2 separate regions of the Homo sapiens genome follow, and region 2 is linked to region 1. A link is a contact called in ENCODE Hi-C data. All regions are on one chromosome and are shown on one strand. The core of a region is the stretch at or near the end of the contact, and the rest is flanking DNA. Distances in the headings are between cores, read along the strand shown. Region 1 overlaps LINC01929 (long intergenic non-protein coding RNA 1929). Region 2 overlaps TCF4 (transcription factor 4).

Region 1 (7,672 bases), core at 3,815-6,314:
CTGGCCAGTCATCCAGAAAATGTGTCCCACAGGCCACGAGCAGGATAGTATGGTGGGGGGAAAAGTTATAACATGGGTCTGAACCTTGGTCATTGGTCCATGGCTGGCTACCTGTGACCATTATCTTTTTGGCGCTCTAGAAGTGTGTTCCTGATTTCTGGAACAAAGGTTGGACTAGTAAATTTTAGTAGTAAAACCCATATTTTTTTCCAAATTGGCTGTTAAAACCTAGACCTTCTTTCTTCCCAGGCAGAGACCTCATGGCATGAAATATGGCGGCTCTGTGGTAGAAAATTTGAGACCTACTGAAGTAAAATATCAGGTTGTTCTCCTTTCAACTTTAGGATTTTTTTTTGAGCGTGTCTGGCTCTGCAAAAACAGAGCCTGCTACTAGCAAGCAACTTTATGTTTATATTTATCTGACTTTCCAAATGTCCGTTGTATACTGAGCTCACGATTAGTAAGGCCGTTTCCTTGTGTATTTTCCAAGTGTTGTGGATGTTTTTAAAAGTCAAAAATTGGTGATGCTTATGTCTACTCCATATCTTGCAAAGTCAATGCTTTGAAAACTGCTGCTCTCATAGCACTAGAATAGCATTTCCCAGGAAATTGGACACTAGTCTCTTGGGATGCTCTCTGAAATGAAGAGCTTTATGGTCCAAAAAATTGTAAAACATGCAGCATTCCATATCCTCCTCTTGGAGCTTTAGTAAGAGCTCAGAGAAATTCTGCAGCAAACAACTTGTTTAACTTTGTATGACCTGGTATTTCCCAACATTTGGAACCTATCTATTGTTTTCCCGTGTAACATTTAATGCCATTTGGTAGAAACAGTGCTCCTTCAAATACAGTTTGCAATTCACTGTCTTAGAGCAGGGGCTAACACATTTTTTTTCTGCAAAGGGTCAGATGATAAAAAATTTAGGCTTTGTGGCTTTCACTGACTCTGTTGCAGCTTCTCAACTTTGTCCTTGCTGTACAAAGGCAGCGACAGGCATATCTAAAAATGGGTGTGGCCATGTCCCAATAAAACCTTATTTACAAAAACAGGCAGTGGTGTAGATTTGGCCTATGAGCTATGGTTTGCTGATCCCAGTTTGTCCATTAAACAAGTGAGATTTATCCTGACTAGGGAAGGTACAATCTCAAATAGTGAAGCAAAAGCTTAGTTCTTTCCTGAGTAATTACTAGAACTTTGCTGAACTTTGGAGACTAAGCCACTGAGGATACCAGTTTTTCCCTGATCATCTTGAGAATTACAGCAGGCTAAGTGACTTGTCCCACACTGTTTAGTTTATCAGACATCTATCTAGCTGTGAAATCTTGGCCCAGCTCTGGATCTATTGCTAATCATCAGCCAGACTCACTGTGATCAAAGACGGACAATAGAACATGGAGCAAGTGGACCAACCACTTAGTATCAACTCAATTATTCTGTCTGAAATGAACCATCTATGTTTTTCAAGCTTACAAAAGGAAAATGTTATAAACATCATTAGAGGCATTCAGATGATCCTGCCTGTTTTCTGAATGGTTAACCATAATTAAATACTGTATTAGTTATCTAATTGCATACCAAATTACCTGAAAATTTGGTGGCTTAAAACATCTAATGTTTTCAATCTCACAGCTAGAGTGGGTCAGGAATCTCGGTGGCGTAGTTCAGTTCTCTGGCTCAGGGTCTACCATGAAGTGTTGGCCAGGGCCGTGAGGACTCAACTGGGGTGAATCTACTTCCCAGCTCATTCCCACAGCTGACCTCGGGGCCCTTGGACTGGCAGTTCCTTGCCTCATGGGTCTCTTCCCAGGGCTGTTCACAACATATGAGTTGTTGTTCCCTAGAGGAACTTCCCCTAGAGGGAAGGCTCAGAGAAAGGAGGCGGGGAAGGCAGGCAAGACAGAAACCAAAGTTTCTTTGGAACCTTATCTGGAAAGTGCCATACTATCACATTTGCTATTTTCCACTTGTTAAAAACATGTCACTGGTTCCAGCCCACACTCGAGGAATGTGACTCTACAGAGGTGTGTATATTAGGAGTCTGGGGTCCTTGAGGGTCATCACAGAGGCTGCCTACCACATATACTAATTTCATTAAGGTCTTTTTAATTATTTCTTTGTGCAATGAGGGTTCAAACTCCCTGGCCTTGAGTAGCAAAGGAAGATGTCACAGCCACAGTAAAAGCATTAGGACGTGTCTTTATGAGTACTCAAGAGGAAAGAAAAAGAGAAGAAATAAAGTATGCATGTTGCAAGGTGGAAGGGATGGGGAAGAGAAAAAGAGAGACAAACGAAGAATTATGGAGGCATTTTTCTAGAATTATATGTCTTCCTTTGGAAGAAAGGAAGCAGACTGAAAGCTTCCTGAAAGAGATATGGCCAGTGGACTCCTAAAAGTCCTCTTGTTCCTGCTCATTCCTCAGTTCTCTGGGTTAGAAAGTGTCTCACGTTCTCCACTCATTCATACATGTTTGACTATTATTGATCTATTATTACCAAAGTAATTGGCTGAAATTTTATAATTTTGGCTGTCCACTTGCCAAAAAAAAGGAAAAAAAAAAAAAGATGAACAATCAGCCCCATACCAAGTACTAAAGGGGATACAATTGTATAATATATCTCCTGCCTTTGAAGATCTTATATTCCAATTAAGGAAATAAGACAAACATATGGAAACAGTTATGTTAAAATTAAAGATTTAAATAACAGTTTAAGGTAAGAGTAGAATGTTGTAAGGCAGCATGTGATTAATTACCAGACAAATTATATAGAATTCGTTACTATTGGAATCCAAGGGAGAGACTGATCATTGTGAGCAAGGTGATTGGGGAACATATTGTGAAGAAAATGATAAGGATCTGGAAAGGGAGAGTAAAGTAAGGGCATTCCAGGTGGATGGGATGGCATGAGTAAAAATAAGAAGGGAGGACAGGTGTTTTGGGGGAACAATGAGTTAACCAGTTTGGAGAGTGGGTTTTTGGAGGCGAGTAGTCTGAAATGAGGTAAATGGTAAGTCAGACAGCCATGCAGGAACAGGTTGAGTTTAATTATCTAACCTGTGCTTGGTCCCTGAGGCAGATGGCTCACCAACAAACATGCTTGAATTACCCTCTATTAGAATTTTCAAAAAGGGGTAAGTTCCAGGTTGATTCACTGAACATCTTGGGCTCCCATCCCGTGCCTGTCTTTTAATAGCAATTGGTGGCAAATGGAAACGGTACCTGTGCTTTGTCTCCATAGCAGCAACTCACAAAAGCCTTGATGGCACCCAACTGAAAGAGCCTGAATTGTTGTCACCCCCCACTGAAAGACGAGGAGGCAATACAGGGAAGGAACGTGGCTGTTTCAGGAGGCTGTGGGATTAGGGAGACAGGTATGCTGGGCACCAGGAGATCCCAACCGAAGTAGAGTTGCAAAGAGGATTCAGGGTATCAAATCATAAAGCATTCAAGTTAAGACAGCAGGAAAAGATGACACTGAGCCTGCCTTCTTCACATTCTGAGAACTTGGAACCATGGAGAAGGGTCATAGAACCTTCAGAGAAGACCTAAAGAAACCCCTAAGTAGATGTGACATCTAATTCAACACCACCCCCTCCAACTTCCTAACTTTTACGTTACTCAATCTCTCTAAATTCCATCTGCTCATCTATCAAATAGCTATAACAGTATTACTCACTATATCCATGACATTGTTTTGGAAATTCAATGAGTCCACACGTGTCAAAGATTTCAAAGTGCCTCCCAAAAAGTTCTCATAACTCTTAGGTACTGCTTTTGTTGCTGCTATTGTCAATCTGTTCTTCCTGGCATCTCCATATCTTTGATAGTCATAAAAGCACATAACCACATAAGGTGGTAAAATCATAGTTTTCTCTTAGATGTAGGTCTCTTTGAAAGGCTTGGAATGACCCAAGGAAGGCTTAACATTAGAATGTCTCTGGGTTTTAGAATGTTTCTCACTCCCTCTTTCCTACTCCCTCTCCTGTCTCTGTCTCTTCCCTCCCTTCAGTAAGCCACATAGTCAATGCCTTCTCTGTGCCAGGCACTTTGCAAAATACTTCTAGCATTTCTAGGCTCTGGATATGCAGATTTGGGCAAGGCCAGTAATTAATTTTTGGCTTCTGAAAGGTAAGTGATCATGTTCAGGTGTGGATTCAGATAAAGTAAGTTAGTAGGGTCTCTCAGTAGAGGAAAAAATGGGAGATTTCATCTTAAGAAGGAAGAGGATGAAAATGTGAACCCAACATGTGCTGTTTGGGAATAGATTCCAGTGGTGTGTCTGGAGCAGCAGGGGGGCATCTGTGGGTGTCCACAGGCAGCTGGCCAGCAGGCAGACAGCACAGGGCTCAGAACCAAGGCCTCCTGGTGCAGGGAAGGTATGCAGACAGCACCTGGGGCCCCATTTCTGTACCTGGCCTGGCTTCCCAATCCCATCAGCTGCTAAATTATGGGGAGGAGAGTACCATGAAGGCAACAGAACTCATCTTCTTTTAATTATTATTCTATGGTAGTATGGTCATGACTTGTATTTAATATCTTCTGGCTGGCAACAATGTACTGAATGCTCTGCAGACCACAGCATTAAGCATGGCTGGCCATTGGCTGTTATGCTATGGGCTGACATCTTAATTCTACAGACATGAGATGCTTGGGGAAGAAAAGGAAGGCTCCTATGGCACCAGGGCAAATAGCAAGATGGTAGCTCCTTGGTCCCAGACTTGGAGTCCTTGACCTCAGCCTCTGTCCAGAGGACCCTTCCCACAGTTGCACAGCAGGACACTGATTTATGATACTTCAAGAGGTGTTTTCAAAATGAGTGGGCACAGAAAAAGTATCTAAAAGAGTTTAAGATATTAATTTATTTCAGATATCCAGGATACTCAGGAAGACTGCAGTGAGAAGGGATCCCACAACAAATTATGACCAAAAATAGCTAAGAATATTGCATTTCCAATTTGCCAGTATGCTAGTGGCGTAGGAGGCTAAAGGCTGGTATGAGCTCAGCCCGGGCTTTTGCCTGCATTGTCGGCATCCCAAATTAGCAACAAGTGTCATCAAATATATGAACTGGGAGGAATTCCAAAGGAACCAAATCATTGCTCTCCAAATAGATGGAGAGAGGATGTAGTGAGGGGTCAGAAGTGGAGAGGACAGGCACAGGAAACGTTTGTGGTGTCATTTCTGTCCCCGGACAGGATGCCGGAAGGAGAGAGGTCAAAGCAACAGGAAGTCTAGCATCACGGTACAAAACGTTATCAAGACTGATGGGATTTTAATTGTTTCATTCTTTGGGGCAAATGCTGTGTGATCACTTAGCCATCGAATCTCTATTGTGTTATGTTTTGTAAAATTTATTTTTAATTTAAAGTCAATATAGGAAAGGTTGAACAAACAAAGGTAGAGGTGGGAGTGCAGTGGGGGAAGAGCTTGTTAAAGTAAACGATCCAAAAACTACAAAAATGCTGGAGGACTTTTGTGCAGGTCTCTCCCAAGCTGCATTTCCCACTGGACATCTGGATTATAATTCAGAGTACCAGTTTCTGGCTTTTGGCCCTACTCAGATCCTCTGAGTTTCCAGTCTTACCTAAGTAATCCTCCCTAGAGGAGTTTATGTGATAAACTCTATCCACTCCCCTGGAGGTGTATGTATCAGAAAGTCCTTTGAGTAGGCCACAGAGAGAGAATATAAACTCCTGCACCTCCTGGGCTGCCTGAAGTTCCCCTCAATCACACAATTCCTGCTGCTTTGGCTGTTGGTTAGCATGACAAAAGCAACTCTTCAACTTAGGCTACTCTCTTCTAAAGGCTAAGGGACAATTGATAGCATCATCCCCTCAAATCTAGGAAGAAACTATGAAATGACATACCTCTTTAGAAAATGATTTGCCCATAGAAGATCTCAGTCTATATCCACGAGAGAGAAAGAGCTTAAGTGTCATTCAGATTTACATCTCTCCAAGTATGAGGGGTTGGGGGTTGGATAGTATAGCTCACAAACATGCCCTTGGAGTAAGGAAAGCTCTCAGCATTTGAAAGTGTTCTCCAGGCTGATGCAGTGTTGTGTTCCAGGTTCCTCTGAGTAGCTCCTAAACTCAATCTGAGTTCTTTGTAGCAACCTGCGTGGTGCCCAGGAGCTGCCCATTTGCCATTGGCCTGACTAGTTGGATTTTAGTTGCTGGACTCTAGTCCAGGGAACCTACTCTGAGCCACCCTCCATCTGAACTTCACTGTATTCATATTCTCCCATGATTTCAGGGCTATACTAAGACTGGGATAAAAACTGCTGAGTGCTGGCATGACACAAGATGGAAAATATGGGCTATCTCACATGGCTAGAATCCCCATACCCTCCCATAGGAAAACAGGTCTAGCCATTCAGCCCCAGAAGTATATCTTGGCCATTTTCTGAGAATAAGAAATATAAGGCTATTTAAACTGTATTTAGAATATCCCCAATCTTCAGATTAGATTGATGACAAAGATTTCAGAAAGAAATATCATTTGTTCATTCACTTATTAATTCAAAAAATACCTATTAGATACCTACCATGGGCAAGGCACTCTGCTGGATGCTGGGAAGATATGAGTTAAGAGGACAGACATTTGTCAGCTCCCATGGATAACACAGAATAAAGCAATAGAGCCATTCTTAATTGTGATATGCGCTGAGAAGATAACCAGCAAGGGACTGAGATGGACGGGATCTTTTAGCTGGGTGCTAAAGGCTTACTTGAAGAGTTGACATTATCCTGAAAAGAAGAGGGGTTTCTTTTTGAGAAAAAAAGGAGAGGAAAGGGAGAGACCATCAGTAGAGAGAGCAAAGAACATGTGCACAGCCTTGAGGTGAGGAAAAGCTTGTGTGCTCCAGGGGTGGAATGAGAGGAGCCCAGTGGGGCTAGAGGATTGTGACCCAGGGAAAGAGGAGTCAAGATTGGAAAGAGTCAAGGGCAAGATCAAGGATGGCCCTAAAAGCCAGAATGGGAAATTGTTTTACTCTGAATGTGGCAGGAAGCTAAAGAGTTGTGATTAGGGCTCATTAAATGAATGAAGGCGAGTGACATGATACAATTAATATTTTTTCATTTGTGCTTCTTCATTGAGAATAGATTGGAGAAGTGAGAAGAGGAGCAGAGAGACCAGCTGGGAGCTGCTGTAGTAACCCAGGTGAGGGAGATGGTGGTCTGGACCAGTGCTTCGCATGGAGGTGGACAGAAGTGATATAACTGATTTAAGTCAACCAGCTGCTTGATCCAAATAATGCCAAATGAGTTTATTGCCATCTCTTCATATTTTACAACCAGATCACTTCTGCATAAAACCACATGGAAGAATAAGAAGGGAAAAACAATCAAGCAATAAACTGTTCATCTGAAAATAGTTAAATTCTCCAACAGTTGATTTTAAAATATTTTCCTAAAATCTATTAAGATTTGTTCAAAGTAATTCTTCTATGGAGGCACATCTCTGGACTGAAACAACCAGCCTTTGCCTTTGGTGTGGTCCTGTTTCAGTCAAAATGGCTAACAGGCTATGAAGAAAATCAAATTCCAAGTTACTCAAATGTGGAGAAAATCTGGAGGTCTGGTATGGGCATCTTTTCAAAATGTTTTAATTACACATTGATTTACAAATGACATTGTCTAGTATGGTAGTTTTAAAAAAATCATCATTT
Region 2 (7,672 bases), core at 3,540-6,039, 130 kb before region 1:
AAAAATACAAAAATTAGCCGGGCATGGTGGTGCACACCTGTAATCCCAGCTACTCAGGAGGCTGAGGCAGGAGAATTGCTTGAACTCTGGAGGCACAGGTTGCAGTGAGCCAAGATTGTGCCACTGCACTCCAGCCTGGGTGACAGAGAGACCCTGCCACACACACAAAAAAGGAAACCAGACAAAACAGCAAGCAGACCAGCACTCCTTGTGCTATATCCTACACTGCTCAGCCGACTTCCTCTTTACCCTAATACCATAACCATTTCAAAACTGTGAGTGGTAGAAATTAGAAACCATTCTGTTACTCTGACTTAACTAATGAAATCCAAGAAAACTCTGTAGTTGGCCCTAGGCTGCCTGCAATGAGTTGCTATTTAGCTCTACCAGTAATATTTGGCAAAAAGAGAGGGTAGTGGGCATTGATGTGATGTGGCAGTTATTGGTACATAGTCATGGGAGCAGCAGGAGTCAGAAGATTCTGTTTCTATGTGGGCCTCTTCAACAAAGATATGATCAACAGAGGCATCAGCATCTTCAGTTGATAAAGTTGATAAAATAGAAAACTATTTTCTAAATAGCCTGTTACAGAATTTCAGCGAAGCTATTGGTGGTCAGCATCATCTTTTAATAGCTACTATCTTGTTTTTCTTTAAATTAGGATATTTGCCTTCTCTAGTGTTCTGTCATCTCTCCTAATCTCCACAACTATCAGGTATTTCGGAGAGCAGATTAGTAACCTCAACTGAAAGTTTTGATCTTTATCAATTTATCAGTTGCTCCTCTTGGGCTTTCACAGGTTTTGATTCCATAAAGTTCTGTGTCTATTTGAGTGCATACTTCATTTCTAAGCAGTTATTCCCATGGACTCTCAGGGAATTTAAGAGATTATCTCTACTGAAATCTCCCTACAGATTTCCTGCCAAGCAGTCAACAAGTCTTGATCAGCCTCCTTCCTTCAAGGGTGACTAGCTCCAAATGCCCACAAAGTCCATTTTCATCAAATATTTGAAAGTTCTTCCTAGGTCCAGCCCAAATTTGCTTTTTTCTACAGTCCTTATGTTTCTGCCCAATAGAATTGCCCACAAATCAAGTCCAACAAGCACTTGAGAAACTCAGTTATTTGAAGACAGTCTGCTGAGTGTTTTTTCCCTCTAGACGAAACATCACTATCTTCAAATATTTAACCTGAAAAAAAGTTTGGACTCCCTGTCATGAACTCCATTGCTTCCCAGTGCATTCTCCCTAGTTTAGCAAGGATGCCTTTTTCTCCACAAGAACCTTTTAGTGTGTGGAACCGCAAACTGAACACAGTGCTTAAGAAAGGATCAAGTGGACTAGGGTGGATCTATCTCCTCCCCCATTCAGTACCTTGTATCTTCATTAAGGCCACCTAACAATATCCTGTTTTGCTATGTTTGATGCTTTCATTGTCCTGCTGACATATATTCAATTTGTAATCAACTGAAATCCATAAGCCACCTATCTCCCCAGTCTCATTGTGTACTTTTTGTTGTGTCTGTACAAAACTTCATGAAACCCCATTGAATGTTATGTTGTAGCCTCAGTCTGATTCCTGTTTAATGGTTTCCCTGAAGCCCTCATTCAGTCACATACTCTGCCATCTCTGTTGCTGGCAAATGTGATGGGTGTGACTAATGCCCACATCAAAGCCACCAATACAATATTTTCAGGGGAGGGGATTGACCAGAAGGCCATGAGGCTCAGTGTTACAGACATTCTTTCTACACGAGTGCTGTCTTCTATCCTTTGAGTTTAATCTCAGCTGGTTCTGTCTCCCTCCTTATACACCGTATGGCCCACCTTTGCTCATTTTGTCCGTAGCGTTGTCACAGAAGCCGGGCATGCAGCACTCACTGTGAAGCAGGAAATGAGGCTTGTCCAGAATGCCTTGCTCTGGTGGAACCAAACTGAGTTTGAGAGGCCATTCCTGTGTTTCAGAGCACTTTCAAAACTATTTTCTAAATACCCTGTTACAGAATTTCACCCAAGCTATTGGTGGTCAACATCATCTTTCAATAGCTACTATCTTGTTTTTCTTTAAATTAGGATATTTGCCTTCTCTAGTGTTCTGTCATCTCTCCTAATCTCCACAACTATCAAGTATTTCGGAGAGCAGATTAGCAACCTCAACCGAAAGTTTTGAACTTTATCAATATCATACTTTATTTTTTTAAAACTGAAAAAAAAAAGGACAGAAAGGTAAAAGAACTTGAAGAAATTCTTTTAGCCATGGATGAGTGATAACAGCTGAGAATCCTTGAGCTTACCATTTGATATTTCTATATTAATTTAAAGAAAAGTCAAAAGATTTTGAAAACAGCAATAGAAGTAAGATCCTTTAAGCTCTATTCAGCAGCCCCTAAGAAAAGTGATGAGGACACTGTGCATGCCCATATGTGAACATGGTTGGCCACCTTAGGTATTTCCCCTTCTCTCCACATGAATACATATTTTACTCAAATTCAGACTCTATGATGTTGAAACAGTCTGGCATTGGATGTTTACCTCAAAACCCTGCTCTCTCTGCACCTAGGACAAACAAATCCTAGTTCTCTGGTGTTTAGCATCTTGGAGCCATGAATTTTAAATAAATCAAAGACAAAAACCTTGTCTTTCCCAGTTTTAAAATATAAAAGATACACACACACACACACACACACACACACACGTGTATTTAAAATAGACCCTATAACCTCATCATATTCTTACATCCTTACATGGTTTTCTTCTTAAATTGTGGAGGAAAAGGCAGGCAGACACATTTAATAGCACAGTGATCATCATTTTTTAAATGAACTGTTACAGGGACATAATCTTAAACTATCCATAATTTGGAATAGGCACAACTGTGCATTTAAAAAAATGCAATATTACCCTTATTTTCTCAGGAAAGCAGATTTTCTGGAGGGAAAAGTATATATTGTATATATTAGAAAATATACATATGTTCATTCACTCTTTCTGCATCTGCTGTGCTTCAGATGCTTTTGGGGATGCATAAACGTGTAAAAGAAAGTATCTGATCTTACAGGCCTTTTATCCTGGTAGAGTGATAATACAAATATGGGTCTAACTATAATGCAAGGTAGAATTATGAAATGACCTAAGGAGCAATTCAGACCGCTAGGAAAAGCTTCCCGGAGAAGATGCCATTGAGCTCATATTCGAGTCCACATAGAATTTCAACAATTAGAGACAGGATAGAAAAGGCGTTTCAGAGCCATATAATAAACATGATTTAAAACCAAAAACAGAAAATAAAGGCTCATGCACCTAAATGGAAGTAAGAAAACTGCCTGATGATACCAGTCCTTGCAGCTTGCCAGCCAGGGCTGCATTGGGTGAAAAGCCCCTCCACAGCACGGCAGCTCCAGCAGTTGGCTCGAATATTTCACATGAGAGTCCACAGGAAGAGCGAGCTTTCATGTATATTTTTTACATCCAAATTAAGTTAACTCATGGAATTTTCCACCCTTAGGAATTAAAGTAGCAACTCATGAAGTAATTCAGTTATGTCATTCATACCAAAACAGAAAATACTGGAGCAACTTGGCACTGTTTAAAAGCCAAGATTAGGCCTTGGCCATTTTATATTTTTTCACATTCCATGGCCGTTGTGTTATTTTAACTTTTATTATGGCTGTAAATTTTTCAAATCAAAAGTATCTTAATTGCTTAGAAAACAGAAGTTGAAAATGGGTTCATAGTAAGAAGAGGGTTTAGGCAAAGCAGCTTTAGGAGTGAGAACTGAAAAAAAGCTGTAGCATTACATTTTCTGTAATGCGAGGGTTCTACCTATTTGGTTGACATTCACAGTTGTGCATAATTATAGCTTCCTCTATATCCATAAATCATCTTAGAACTATAAAGTTGAGTTTAACCAAAAGATCTGTCCAATATTAGTGAAATGACATCTTTAGGGAAGCATTGTCCTGATACAATAGCCACATTCATTTTAAAGCAGTTAATTGGACACATTGTCAAAAACCACGGTATTGAGTTTCCACATTTTAATTTCACATTTGCCTTCTCCCTGGCTTCTGCACACGGACGGGTCTCTTTTGGAGCTGAAAGTGTGTGAAAGTTATTGGAGAATGGTAGTCTCTGGGTAATGTTTCTGTAAGCTGCCCAAAATTTTCCCCCTGTAGTCTAGATGGGAAACAGCTGGTATTTGTTTAAAAAGCTGTTTTGCAAAATGTCTAAACCTTGAGATATAGAACTGAGGTCACCATTAAAGCAGGTGCTTAAGAGCAAGTGAGAAAGACTTCAGAGGCCGACTGGCTCTGGAATCTTCTGCAGGGCACTTCCTATTAGAAGAAAAAGTGTTGAAGTTTGCTCCTTTATTTAGGACACGGCTATAAGTATTAATAAGTAAGTGCACTAGCAATACTACTAGAAATTGAGTATTTTTGAACATAGCCAGCCCTCAAGTGAATAATTAGCTCAGTATGAAAGGAACTAAAATGGTCATTTTTCTCACAGGGCTTCAAGATACAAGAGCCCAAGGCGCTCTAGTCTCCTTTGGGTGTTTGAATTTCCTCTTTAAACACACCAACAGTAAAAGAACTACTATTTCAAATAAGCAGTACCATAACTGACTATATCTTCCAAGGTTTTGGATGCAATCTAAGGGAAAGGGGGAAAAGAGACCCGACTTGGCAAGACCCGTACCGAAGCAGTCTGGAAAAAAAGCAAAGCAAAAAACATGTGGAACCACTAAAGGCCAGTGCACGTCAGGTATCCACCAGTCTGAAGATGAAAGGAAGTAAGCCTCCTCCCCTGGGAGCTGGAGGTTATTAGCAGCTGTTTATCCAGTCGGGAATAGAGATTAACATTGTACTTTTTTTTTAAGAACTAGAAGAAAATTTGTTTGGGAAGTTGGCTTTTCATATCAAGTCACTGTGCTTTGCCAAAAAAAACTTCCTTTCTCAGAACTCATGTACTAGCATTGAGCAATGTTATGATTCTCTGAGAAACTCTGAATTACCAAAAAGTCTTTCTCCATTAAATAGAACAGAAAAGGACAGAGAAATGGGTGAACGTTTGCCATTGACACATTGCAGTTGTACTCTTTACCATGTGAAATTTGCCGTTTGGTCTATTACCTGTTCTCCAACCTGACTCTAAATGGGACACTCTGCCCTCTACCCCTCACACGTACCCTCACAACTTAATCATTGCCACTCTAAGGTGCACACAATGGGTTCTGCAGATACCTACTGCTTGCAAAAAGACCTTTCATGAGATATTGGGGAAACTGCCTAGTACTCTGGGTGCTTTATTCTCAAAAAACAAACAAACAAACAAACAAAAAACGAGTTGGATATAGGTATTTTTCCCCTGATTTAATGCTACTCTTAATGTCATTTTCTTTTATTAAATCCTTTCTTCTGCTTTTGATCTTATTTATAGCAGAGCCACTGGTCATATGGAAACTATTACTGTATAGCTGCGAGATGAAAGACTTCATGGCAATTAAATAAGAGTGAATCATTTGGGCCAATAATACACACATACAGTGAGGTACCATTTGTGTCCAAAATGCCCTGTGTTGTTCACTTTGTAGCAAAGCCATTGAGCTTTACAAAGGGCTTTACAAAAATCTGCTTTTTGTCAGAAATATGTAGTCTGACAATATGAAAACACATGTTAACACACAGTCCTTAGCTGCTTGCTTCTTCACACATACACAGTATCTAAATCATGCCACTTATTGATATAAAATGAAATTTTCACTTAAATTTGGGATATTATTTAGTTGTGTTAAGCGTCAGCTCTTTAAAAATATATTTGGATAATCTATATCAAAATTCGACCCATCACTCAAAACCTGCCTAAAATGTCATGTTCTTCTTAAAGTAGTCCCTGGTTTCCTAAACGGGTATGACTTCATCATTTTTTAAAACCCTACATGACCTTGTACTCCTTTATGACATTCATCGTATTTTGCCTTGTATAGTAATATTATCCCATCATTAAAATATCAGTGCCTGGGCTAGGCGCGGTGGTTCAGGCCTGTAATCCCAGCACTTTGGGAAGCCAAGGCGGGAGGATCACAAGTTCAGGAGTTCGAGACCAGCCTAGCCAACATGGTGAAACCCCGTCTCTACTAAAAATACAAAAATTAGCTGGGCGTAAAGGTGCACGCCTGTAATCCCAGCTACTGGGGAGGCTGAGGCAGGAGAATCGCTTGAACCCGGGAGGCGGAGGTTGCAGTGAGCCAAGATCATGCCACTGCACTCCTTTCTGGGCAACAAAGCAACACTCCATCTTAAAAAAAAAAAAAAAAATCAGTGCCTGCAAAGTCATAGACGTGTTTATTTTTCCTTGCAAATGCCCATGTAGTGCCTTGCATATAGTACACTTTCATAAGGCGCTTGTCAAATTAAGTGAAATGTTTATTTGATAGAAACATGCTAAATGTATATTTGGCAATATCAAACAATTAAATTTCAGACATAGTCTCACAGATCCATAGCATTTGTGTCATCATTTGCTAAGCATCTAACTGCACATTGTACTATTACACTCCCGTGCAGTGACCTGTGCAGTTCCTGTCCTTGGGATGGGATGCCCACAAATGGAGACAAGTATAGGCTTTACGAATGGCAGCAAAACAAACTTATTGAAGTTTATGCCCTGCACCATTCAACAATGACCTTGAATGTGTTTTAAGGGTGGTGTCTGTAATGCATAGTGAGCTCGTGAGGTGACAAGAAAGTGGAGATTTCTGGAGATCCACTCAGCCCTGAAGGGTCAGAGAGTGAGGGGATCTGTGAGGCTAATAAAAGAGAAGCAGTTGGTGAGTTAGGAGGAAAAAACTAGCCCAGCAGACAGAGCAGGGAGGGCTTTGCTCAAGCCTTAGTGATGTGGGCGTTAACCCAGCAGATGAGAGGCCATGCGTAGGTAATTGAACATTGATAGTGAGGAATTTAAAAATAGGAGGGAACTGCATTGGTCCTGGGAGTCTAGGTGAAGGATGCATCAGCACAAGGTGGACCTCTTAGACTGGATCCATACAGCAAGCAAGAGCCAGGCTGAAGCCTTAATATTGCATCAACTGATGGAGAGAGAATATTGCATTTAAAAGATGAGTATTTGGAAAGTGATGGGGAAGAAATGGTTCATTCGTTTAGGTGAGCTTCTTTATACTTCTACTCTCTTTTCAAATATATTACAGTAAGCATGTGTTACTTGAATAACAAGAAAAGCATTTAAGAAATAAAGGCCAATGGGTAATGGTAAATCCCTAGGGATCCTTAGGGATGGGCCACCTGGACTGGCTAAAAACTGTGTGGAGGTCAGCAGCATGACTGTGCACTCTCACAGGTATGCTTGCACTTCAGGCATTCAGAATTCCAAGTGTAAATCAAGTGTCCAGTTGTCTTTTCCTTTAAACAAAAGCTGTTTACACATAATTGCTAGACTTCACCATATTCTCTGTGCTAGATATGTTTGGTTCACTAGGATGGATTAACTTTAGTTCCATACCATCTACTTACTAGCCTGCTATGTGGAGCAAGGAAGAGATAGAGGAATGGGCTCTGTTAATCTGCCAGTGTCCCCGCTAGGTGAGCTCTCTCCAGTTATGGTTTCCACTGTATAGGAAAATGATGTCGAGAATTGAGGGTGTGGGACACAGAAGAGA

What was found. A loop is a pair of places that touch in the nucleus more often than their neighbours do. Pooled maps may share reads with other maps.
Region 2: a map of heart left ventricle shows a loop between it and region 1 (4-fold over the local background). The contact joins two enhancer-like sites. A Hi-C loop is called at or near these places in 12 of 168 maps with a recorded cell type or tissue (B cell, Caco-2, MCF 10A and 9 more), 1 of 37 single-sample maps with no recorded cell type and 12 of 50 pooled maps.

The regions. Positions count from the first base shown.
Region 1 is chr18:55,108,088-55,115,759 of GRCh38, reverse strand. It overlaps LINC01929 (long intergenic non-protein coding RNA 1929), which reads left to right. Exons shown (of 3, transcript NR_110743.1): 3 at 7,107-7,672. Among named protein-coding and RNA genes, the nearest start is that of LINC01929, 12 kb to the left of the region's middle. Within about 2 kb of position 5,064, at least 2 of the 41 ENCODE cell types and tissues checked have a DNase peak (open chromatin) inside an H3K27ac peak, as active enhancers do; they include heart right ventricle and left ventricle myocardium inferior, where a contact is called at or near this core.
Region 2 is chr18:55,241,253-55,248,924 of GRCh38, reverse strand. The region is part of intron 15 of TCF4 (transcription factor 4); the gene reads left to right. Among named protein-coding and RNA genes, the nearest start is that of LINC01929, 120 kb to the right of the region's middle. RefSeq lists an enhancer at 7,586-7,672. Within about 2 kb of position 4,789, at least 6 of the 41 ENCODE cell types and tissues checked have a DNase peak (open chromatin) inside an H3K27ac peak, as active enhancers do; they include heart right ventricle and left ventricle myocardium inferior, where a contact is called at or near this core.